Regions from separate parts of the Homo sapiens genome. Here region 2 is linked to region 1. Evidence: chromatin loops called from intact Hi-C (ENCODE). Cell type or tissue: B cell. All regions are shown on one strand. Each heading gives the region's core, and the rest is flanking DNA. Links, peaks and the distances in the headings are about the cores only. Region 1 overlaps CYSLTR1 (cysteinyl leukotriene receptor 1). Region 2 overlaps CYSLTR1 (cysteinyl leukotriene receptor 1).

What was found. Peaks named below come from ENCODE experiments on the same cell type or tissue, not always from the same donor. Only the 100,000 strongest peaks of a DNase experiment are listed, where the experiment ranks them.
Region 2: a loop joins it to region 1, with 2.8 times the contacts of the local background. A loop is called at or near these places in 4 of 110 quality-filtered maps.

The regions. Positions count from the first base shown.
Region 1 is chrX:78,319,589-78,324,914 of GRCh38, forward strand. All of the region lies in intron 1 of CYSLTR1 (cysteinyl leukotriene receptor 1), which reads right to left. Among named protein-coding and RNA genes, the nearest start is that of CYSLTR1, 5.4 kb to the right of the region's middle. RefSeq lists an enhancer at 3,387-3,476. In B cell, for the core only: no CTCF peak of the experiment used is centred there; DNase peaks (open chromatin) are centred at 2,433 and 3,373; H3K4me3 peaks cover 2,971 bases; H3K27ac peaks cover 3,454 bases.
Region 2 is chrX:78,272,900-78,278,285 of GRCh38, forward strand. It overlaps CYSLTR1 (cysteinyl leukotriene receptor 1), which reads right to left. Exons shown (of 3, transcript NM_006639.4): 3 at 1-874. The coding sequence starts at 847. Among named protein-coding and RNA genes, the nearest start is that of CYSLTR1, 52 kb to the right of the region's middle. In B cell, for the core only: no CTCF peak of the experiment used is centred there; no DNase peak of the experiment used is centred there; H3K27ac peaks cover 362 bases.

The DNA of each region.
Region 1 (5,326 bases), core at 327-5,326:
CTTTATAGCAGCATGATTTATAATCCTTTGGGTATATACCCAGTAATGGGATGGCTAGGTCAAATGGTATTTCTAGTTTTAGATCCCTGAGGAATCGCCACAGACTTCCACAATGGTTGGACTGCTTTACAAACCCACCAACAGTGTAAAAGTGTTCCTATTTCTCCACATCCTCTCCAGCATCTGTTGTTTCCTTACTTTTTAATGATTGCCATTCTAAGTGGTGTGAGATGGTATCTCATTGTGGTTTTGATTTGCATTTCTCTGATGGCCAGTGATGATGAGCATTTTTTCATGTGTCTGTTGGCTGCATAAATGTCTTCTTTTGAGAAGTGTCTGTTCATATCCTTCGCCCACTTTTTGATGGGGTTGTTTTTTTCTTGTACATTTGTTTGAGTTCATTGTAGATTCTGGATATTGGCCCTTTGTCAGATGAGTAGATTGCAAAAATTTTCTCCCATTCTATAGGTTGCCTATTCACTCTGATGGTAGTTTCTTTTGCTGTGCAGAAGCTCTTTAGTTTAATTAGATCCCATTTGTCAATTTCGGCTTTTGTTGCCATTGCTTTTGGTGTTTTAGACATGAAGTACTTGCCCATGCCTATGTCCTGAATGGTATTGCCTATGTTTTCTTCTAGGGTTTTTATGGTTTTAGGTCTAATATTTAAGTCTTTAATCCATCTTGAATTAATTTTTGTATAAGGTGTAAGGAAGGGATCCAGTTTCAGCTTTCTGCATATGGCTAGCCAGTTTTCCCAGCACCATTTATTAAATAGGGAATCCTTTCCCCATTGCTTGTTTTTTGTCAGGTTTGTGAAAGATCAGATAGTTGTAGATATGTGGCATTATTTCTGAGGGCTCTGTTCTGTTCCATTGGTCTATATCTCTGTTTTGCTACCAGTACCATGTTGTTTTGGTTACTATAGCCTTGTAGTATAGTTTGAAGTTGGGTAGCGTGATGCCTCCAGCTTTCTCCTTTTGGCTTAGGATTGACTTGGCAATGCGGGCTCTTTTTTGGTTCCATATGAACTTTAAAGTAGTTGTTTCCAATTCTGTGAAGAAAGTCATTGGTAGCTTCATGGGGATGGCATTGAATCTATAAATTACCTTGGGCAGTATGGCCATTTTCACGATCTTGATTCTTCCTACCCATGAGCATGGAATGTTCTTCCATTTGTTTGTATCCTCTTTTATTTCATTGAGCAGCGGTTTGTAGTTCTCCTTGAAGAGGTCCTTCACATCCCTTGTAAGTTGGATTCCTAGGTATTTTATTCTCTTTGAAGCAATTGTGAATGGGAGTTCACTCATGATTTGGCTCTCTGTTTTTCTGTTATTGCTGTAATTACTCTTTTTGCTTACATGTCTGTCACACCCATTTAGACAGTAAGCTCATAGCTCATTAGTAGCAGTGAGTTGCTTTCTTCATTTTTTGCTCTTTTCCTCTCCTAATTGGGCAACTTTGAAGAGTAACTTTGTGGTCTTAAGAGCTTTTGAGTAATAGAGCATCTAATTTCCCAGGGTGGATGTCTAGGATCAGAGGAAGGAGCACGTGTGTGTGTGTGTGTGTGTGTGTGTGTGTGTGTGTGTAAGTGCAGGTGCTGTTATGCAAGAATCTAAATAATGGTGTAAAGTGATAGTAAAATGTGGATATATCTAGTAGGGTAGAATCTATTTAAAAGAAGCCTGAAAATTCACAGAGTGCAGGGGACCATGACTCATGGATGGGCATTTTACAAATCACCAGAGAAGAAAGGAAAGGGGGTGGAGCAGATTGAATCTACACATTTGGGCAGAAAGGGAGGCAAAGATCTTAAAACAAAGACGGCATAGCGGTGGCTCATGCCTGTAATCCCAGCGCTTTGGGAGACCAAGGTGAGTGAATCACCTGAGGTCGGGAGTTTGAGACCAGCGTGACCAACATGGAGAAACACCATCTCTCCTAAAAATACAAAATTAGCTGGGCGTGGTGGCACATGCCTGTAATCCCAGCTACTCAGGAGGCTGAGGCAGGAGAACTGCTTGAACCCGGGAGGCGGAGGCTGTGGTGAGCCGAGATTTTACCATTGCACTCCAGCTTGGGCAACAAGAGTGAAACCCTGTCTCAAAAAAAAAAAAAAAGGCATAAGTGGTCTGGTGGGGCTGGAGGAGAGTTCAAAAGTGCCATATTTCAGAGACTAATGGAAATGCAAAGACTCAAGGATGTGTTTGATTATAGGGTCCGAATGAGACTGATGGGTGTTTTTGGATTGAACCAATAGCAGAGACAAAAAGATTAAATCAGTATCTGGATGTACTTTCATGATTCTATTAAGTTATACGCCTGCCAAGATTTCCTTTACCTTTCTAGTAAATGCTAGCATGCACTGGAGAGTCTGTATGTGTTGGAGGAGTGCCAACAGGAGTGGGGTGATGAAGGCAGGGCCAAAGCAGAAGAGGAAGTGGGGAGGCTGGGACTCAGGGCTCCTAAAACCGATACTTCCTCTTCTGCTGCTGAGCAGTGGCAGGATGCAGAAAACATATTTAAAGAGGGTGCAGCTCAGTGGAGCCCTGTTTTTATTTGACCAACTCCCCAGTGCCCTCTTTCCTCCTCTCCATGTAGCCTATTATTGTCAAATGAAAAAAAGTTGGTTGTGCCATCCTGTAATTCTGAGCTCAGGGAGGTTAGGGACAATGCTGTATTAATCTTTTGATACAGTAGACACTCATTAATGTTTGTTGAATCAATATCTGAATGAATAGGAGAGTCAACAAATATGAATGTTTTGTAAATTACAAAGCTCTTTAAAATGTAAATTTTTATTATTCTCTTTCTTATTCATATAAGGCTCACCTACTTTGACCACACCACCCCACAATCATATCTCTCTTTGCACATAGGAAAATGTGTATTTGATGTTTATTGAGTGATTGTTTATTGATTGACTACAGTAAAGCTACTCATCCTCTATGGAGATTTAATCTACAAACCATCAGGCTATGCTAATGATCCCAGTGACTTTCTTCCATCGTAGTAAAAGATTTGGGGGAGGAGGGCAGAATGATCCTTCCGTCTGTGATCACTTTAGCCCTATCATTACAATAAGTAGCTTTCTTACTTCATATTTCCAGGGATGTGCTGCTCACAGGGATATGCTTTTTGGGAATACATTTCCAAGGATATGTATTCTCATTGGTATTAAAAACTATGGGGGAACTGATACTTCGTTGCTGACAGCTCTCAGGTGTTTCTTCTGTAGTCTCTTATTCTCCTTAAGAGGAGAACGTCAAACCCATCAATTCAGGCCATTCTGTTGTCAGACAGTTGGAATCTAAGCACATGACACTGTCAAACCAAAAAGGACCTTGGACTGTGGCATTCAGAACTAATGACAGTGTGTCCCCTTCCATTGTACTGTGCCAAAAATGCTTTATCCTGTGTAATCAGATTAAAAGGATGCATAAGACCAGAACTTAAGGGAAATGAAAGTTAACAAAAGGCAATAGAGATCTTGAGGAGTGCATGAGTGTGGGTGACAGTGTATAGTGGAGGATACTTTCACCCCTAGTTTGGGTGATAGAAATGTGTTGCAACCTACACACATACTTTTGAACTTTTTGTAAAGCACTAAGTAGAGGGCCTTTTTCCAGGAATACCTCTATAACTCTCTACCTAATTACCAGCAGCTTGGAATCCTCTGATGTTCTGAGGTCATTGCTTACAGCTAACTCTGAGGCCTGCTTCTATCATCTTGGCATTTAGATGTCTGGCTCTTGCAAAAGAGTTGTTCTCTAGGAGATTGCTTTTTATTTAAGGCCCTTTGTCTTAAGTAAGAATTCAAATTCAGATCAAACACAAATGGTAACCAATTTGGAATGAAAAGAAGCCTTATTACCTTCTGAGGCCTGAGTATTTCCTAGGAACTTTGGAATAAGTATGTAAGACACATCTGAGATGTTTGAGTGTTGTTATTATTAGCTCAATTCTACTTAGCTTGGTGAATCCATGACAACACAAAGACAACCCTTTGTAGAAACAAACACTGTTAATCTGAAATTTATGAGAAATCTTAAGAAGTCATATACTTTAGACATCTTGAAATGCTATTCAAAACTGGATTTTTCTTTCCCTTTTAGGGAAAAGGGATTGATGAAAAATAAAAGAATGCCCAAATGTCTCCTATTTTTTCTTTAGCTCAAGGACCTCAAGTCTAGATCTGAACTCCTGTTTCTTTTCTATCAGTTCCACATATGTAGGAGCTCAAATGTCTGGGTTGTATTGATTCTGAAAGCACTCTAAGCAAGATAATGACATTTTATTCATCAAAAGGAAAATCAACTATGTGTTAAATGTCCAAGGGCTTATGTTTACTCTTCTCTCTCTTTTCCTCTATTTCTATAAGGACCTCTTCCTAACTTATCCCCCAAATTTAAAGTATTTTTTTCTCTTTTCTTCCATATGAACCCACCACCCCAATCTAGAAGAAGGACTGTGGGGCACAGAGAAAGGAGAGGTCATGATGAGATGGAGTGGGATGAGACAGAATGAAGCAGCAGGATAGAAGAATTTATACAGTGGCCTTTTCTACTAATCCATAAAGAAATCTTAATTAAAGGCAAAAGTAATTGCCATCTGAGGGTGTTTTAGCACCTTGATTGTAACATGAATTAATGGACCTAAGATGTCTGGATTTATCTAATCAAATTAGATAAAGGAATGGCTTTCTTTATTGCCTTTTCTGTAGGGATGAGGATATGTACTTCTTGCTATGAGTCTATCAGACTTCTTAGCAGTTTTTTGTTTGTTTGTTTGTTTGTTTTTTGAGACGGAGTCTCGCTTTGTCGCCCGGCTTGAGTGCAGTGGCGCGATCTCGGCTCACTGCGACCTCCACCACCCGGGTTCAAGCGATTCTCCTGCCTCAGCCTCTCGAGTAGCTGGGACTACAGGCATGCCTCATGACACCCAGCTAATTTTTGTATTTTTAGTAGAGATGGGGTTTCACCATATTGGCCAGGATGGTCTCAATCTCTTGACCTTGTGATCTGCCCACCTCGGCCTCCCAAAGTGCTGGGATTACAGGCATGAGCCACCACACCCAGCCAACAGTTTTATTTCTGCACTGCAAAGCAACAAATTGGCATACTGACTAATCTATCTTTTGTAGGGTTGACTAATATAAATATATCTTTCAACAGTTTGTTCATATCTGATTGAACTGGGAAAGCTTTTCTCACTGACCCTTAAATCATACCACATAGATGTTCATGTGGCCTGAAACGCAAATAACACTGGAGTGAGAGATAAAAGTGACTTTAGGTCTTTCTATTTTAGACACACACACACACACACA
Region 2 (5,386 bases), core at 70-5,069, 47 kb before region 1:
GAGACAAGGTTATGACCACGGACTTCTGCATTCTAAGGACAGAATCACAGGGTTTAGTTTCATTGTGTAAAAAATGAAGGTGAATGGTACGTTGAATATGATATGGCATGAAACTGACTAAAAAGGCAGCGGTCACGACCATGATCATTCCTATAGCCTTTTTATGACTTGACAGATTTTTTTTCATTGATTTTTTTAGTAAGGTCAAAATGATCATTGTGTAACAGACAATTATAATAACAAAAGGGATGATAAAGCCAACAAACAATGACACATAATGCAAGACCAAAACATGATTTTTAGTTTGATTGTCTTGTGGGGGCTCAAAGCACTTGGTATTATTTTTCTCATCTTTTTGTGGTTTGGCCATTAGAAATGGAGAACTGGTCAAAATCACAAAAATCCAAATACCTACACACACAAACCTGGCTTTTTTCTGTGTAACCAAATTAATGTTCTGGACTGGAAAAACAATTGCAATGCACCGGAAAAAGCTCATGGCTGTCATAAAGAAGATGCTACAATAGAGGTTGACATACAAAGCATAGGTGCTGAGGCGGCACAAGAAGTCACCAAAGAGCCAAATGCCTTTGTGAACATAATAGACCACACGGAGAGGCAGTGTGCACACACAAAGTAGATCTGCTACTGCTAAATTAATCATGTATACTTGGAAGGCTGACTTCTTGTGATAGGTTTTTATGAGGACATAGAGCACAAAGCCATTGCCAAAGAAGCCTACAACAGAGATCATAGAGTACAAGGTGGAATACACTTGATTGCGGAAGTCATCAATAGTGTCATGGCATGTGGCAGAAGATACTGTCAGATTTCCTGTTTCATCCATGTTTCTCTACGAATGTCTGCTTTGTGCCTATAATAAATAAAAAAAATTGTCAATTTTAACTAGACCATAAATTACAGGAAGTACTAATGTTTTATTTCATAGTGTCACTATGTATACTTTTTGACCACAGCAGCAAGCAAGAGTAGTGAGGCATTGAGGAGGGATTCAGCTGTACCTTATCCTCCGGAGAAGAGTCCGTATCCTACAGGTATCCAGAAAACTTTTTTTTTGTCCTTTCCCACCCATGTTTTTCTGATGGACTTCCTCTAAATCTTCAAGACCTAGGTGAAACAGCCCTCCTGTATTTTAAATCATACTACTGTAGTACAATTCGGTAGGTTTTCCTTTCAAATGAACTTGTTTTTCTATTAGAGAAAAGCTTTAAGAAGCAGTTTCACATGTATGAATATATCTATATTTATACCTATTTATTGGAAAATCTCTGAATTGTTTTAGATAATAAAATCTGGATGAAAATCCTTGGCTCCCAAAAAGAGCCCACATCGCCAAATCAATCCTAAGCCAAAAGAACAAAGCTGGAGGCATCACGCTACCTGACTTCAAACTATACTACAAGGCTACAGTAACCAAAACAGCATGGTACTGGTACCAAAACACTGGTACCAAAACAGAGATATAGACCAATGGAACAGAACAGAGCCCTCAGAAATAATACCACACATCTACAACCATCTGATTTTTGACAAACCTGACAAAAGCAAGAAATGGGGAAAGGATTCCCTATTTAATAAATGGTGCTGGGAAAACTGGCTAGCCATATGTAGATAGCTGAAACTGGATCCCTTCCTTACACCTTATATAAAAAGTAATTCAAGATGGATTAAAGACTTAAATATTAGACCTAAAACCATAAAAACCCTAGAAGAAAACCTAGGCATTACCATTCAGGACATAGGCATGGGCAAGGACTTCATGTCTAAAACACCAAAAGCAATGACAACAAAAGCCAAAATTGACAAATGGGATCTAATTAACTAAAGAGCTTCTGCACAGCAAAAGAAACTACCATCAGAGTGAACAGGCAACCTACAGAATGGGAGAAAATTTTTGCAATCTACTCATCTGACAAAGGGCTAATATCCAGAATCTACAATGAACTCAAACAAATGTACAAGAAAAAAACAAACAACCCCATCAAAAAGTGGGCAAAGGATATGAACAGACAGTTCTCAAAAGAAGACATTTATGCAGCCAACAGACACATGAAAAAATGCTCATCATCACTGGCCATCAGAGAAATGCAAATCAAAACCACAATGAGATACCATCTCACACCAGTTAGAATGGCAATCATTAAAAAGTCAGGAAACAACAGGTGCTGGAGAGGATGTGGAGAAATAGGAACACTTTTGCACTGTTGGTGGGACTGTAAACTAGTTCAACCATTGTGGAAGACAGTGTGGCGATTCCTCAAGGATCTAGAACTAGAAATATCATTTGACCAAGCCATCCCATTACTGGGTATATACCCAAAGGATTATAAATCATGCTGCTATAAAGACACATGCACATGTATGTTTATTGCGGCACTATTCACAATAGCAAAGACTTGGAACCAAACCAAATGTCCAACAATGATAGACTGGATTAAGAAAATGTGGCATATATATACCATGGAATACTATGCAGCCATAAAAAATGATGAGTTCATGTCCTTTGTAGGGACGTGGATGAAACTGGAAATCATCATTCTCAGTAAACTATTGCAACTGGAACAAAAACCAAACACCGCATGTTCTCACTCATAGGTGGGAATTGAACAATGAGAACACATGGACACAGGAAGGGAAACATCACACACCGGGGCCTGTCATGGGGTGAGGGGAGGGGGGAGGGATAGCATTAGGAGATACACCTAAGGTAAATGATGAGTTAATGGGTGCAGCACACCAACATGGCACATGTATACATATGTAACAAACTTGCACGTTGTGCACATGTACCCTAGAACTTAAAGTATAATAATAATAATAAAAAAAGAAAATGCTTGGTTCCCTCGAGAAGAAGGCTTCCTTGGTAATATCTGTTGAGTGCCACCCATACCTATGGAAAATAATCTAATTTGCTGTTAATGAAACTCCCTCCCCTGGGGGAGAGTATTAATCTAGAACATGGTTGACTCTACCTATAACTGCAGAACTCCATGGTAAGAGAAACCTTAGAAGCCATATAGTTATTTAATGATGAGAAAAATGTTTTAGAGTGATAAAATACATTTCTAAAATCTGCACCATTATTTAAGGCTCTGAAGAAATATGTAGTACAAGTAGTTGGAATATACTTGTTTGGTGAGAAAAACGTTGTAGCCATTCATTCTTGTTCTCTTTCTAGACTTCCTAGACTTTACTGTTTAGCAATATACAGTTATTTCTCTTATAGGAAGGATTTCTCTTATAGTTGATACTTACTCTAGTCTATTTCAGCTCTGTCACTGAGGGCAGTCAATAAGTTCTGATCAGAGAAGGCTTGAGGTGAGATACTGTAGTGTAGAAGTAGTGATTTCTCTCATATTTCTCTAGATTATCCTCTTTTATTCTTTACAAAGGTTGAAGGGACTCAGTATGTAACATATCAGATAATCTTTGATTGAAGTCTGATGTTGGCCTTTTACACAACTCCTGCTCCCTTGTAAGAGACGTGTTGGGGTTTGCAAGGTGGGAAGACTGCTTGAGTATGCAAAAACTGCCAGCCATGAAGGGGACTGATCTTTACTAGGGATACAGAAACAGATAGCTATGGTAGTTGTTGCAGGTAGGATGTAACTTCCTAGGTTTACTACCGCTCACAATTATATTTGCTATTGAGGATGTAGCGTCCATCCATCTAGCCATCCCAGCTGGTTGTTCAATTTTTTCCCTTTCATTAAAAAAGTCATTATTATTATTATTATTACCAAGAACTTTTGGCATAAGATAAAAATTGGATAGATTATCTGAGCCAAGATGGCCAATTATATGCAGTCAGAAACAGCTTCTTCCACCAAAAGACCAGACTGTGAAGGAGATTGGCACACTACAAATTGATCCTTGGAAAAAAGGCATTGAAAGTGGACAGATGGAGGATGGAGACCCAAGGCTGAAAGGGGAGGAAGCTGAGAATGCTGCACAGGGGTACCAAGTACTAAGACTCATTCCTGGCCCAGAGCAGCTCCTGGGGAAGAGATGAGTGAAATAGGCATGGAGTGCCCCAAGGACATTTGGGCCATGGACATTTGGAATCTTAGCTGCAGGAGACCTCATGATCTCCACGGACATTTGAGCTAGCAGGGAGAACTTCTCAGAGAGTTGGCAGAGACAGAAATCCAGCCTTCACAGAGCCCAGAGTATTTGGCACCAGAATGACTATAGTGGAGCATGGCCACGGTTACACATACCCCAAGGATCGCCATACTCCTCTAAGTAGCTTCATCCTTTGTTGGCTGCCAGACCTGGACAGAGTAGGGCTATCTTGCTCATAGGGTAGGGGTAGTATGATCTGAGGACCCCCTTGTTTGCTGGACTCTCCCAGGGTCCCTGCCTGGCCACACCTGCTTGCAGCACAGCCTCAGCTGCCCAGCCAAAGAACTTGCTAGCAGCCACCACCATAGCTCTTTCACCAGATGACCCTGCATAACAGTCGGAGAGCTTTTGTAGATAGACTGCCACTAGCATGCAGTTGCCTGCAGCCTCTCCCCACCACTTCACCAGTACATGTGCAAAGACCCTACTGCCAACCCCCCACACCCCTGAAGTGCTTTTGCTGGCAGTCCCTATTGATGTGTTGTTGTCAGTATACTGGGAACACCTTGGTTCCTCCAGCACAGCAGGTCCTTAATCTTGAGGGACCAGTGAAAAAATTGTGGGCCTGGTCCCAGCCCACCAAGGTTAAAACACACAGCTCAGGAGGAGTGGGCTGAATCTCGGACCCCTGAAAGTATCCAGAAACAAAGTCAATTGACTAAACTTAAGTTATACCACAGTCAAACCCTCAAGGGCATCAAATAATATAAAAGCAAAAAGCCATATGCAAAGAACAGCAACATCAAACCTTAAAGGTACATCAGCCTACACAAACAAGAAAGAACCAGTGGGAGAGCTCTGACAACTCTAAAATCCAGAGTATCTTCTTATTGCCAAATGACCACACTAGCTCCCCAGGAATGACTCTTAACCAGATTGAAATAGTTGAAATGACAGACATAGAATTCAAAAATCTGTATGGCAACAAAGCTCATTGAAATTCAGGAGCAAGTTGAAACCCAATTCAAAGAAGCTCATGAATCCAATAAAATGATACAAGAGTTAAAGATAAAATAGCCCTTTTAAGAAAGAACCAAACTGATCTTCTAGAGCTGAAAAACTCTTTTCAAGAATTTCATAGTACAAATGGAAATATTAACAGCAGAATAGACCAAGGTGAGGAAAAAATCTCAGAGCTCAAAGATCAGTTCTCAGAAATAACTCAGTCAGACAAAAATAAGGAAAAACATAAAGAAAGAACAAAACCTCCAAGAAATATGGGATTATGTAAATAGACTGA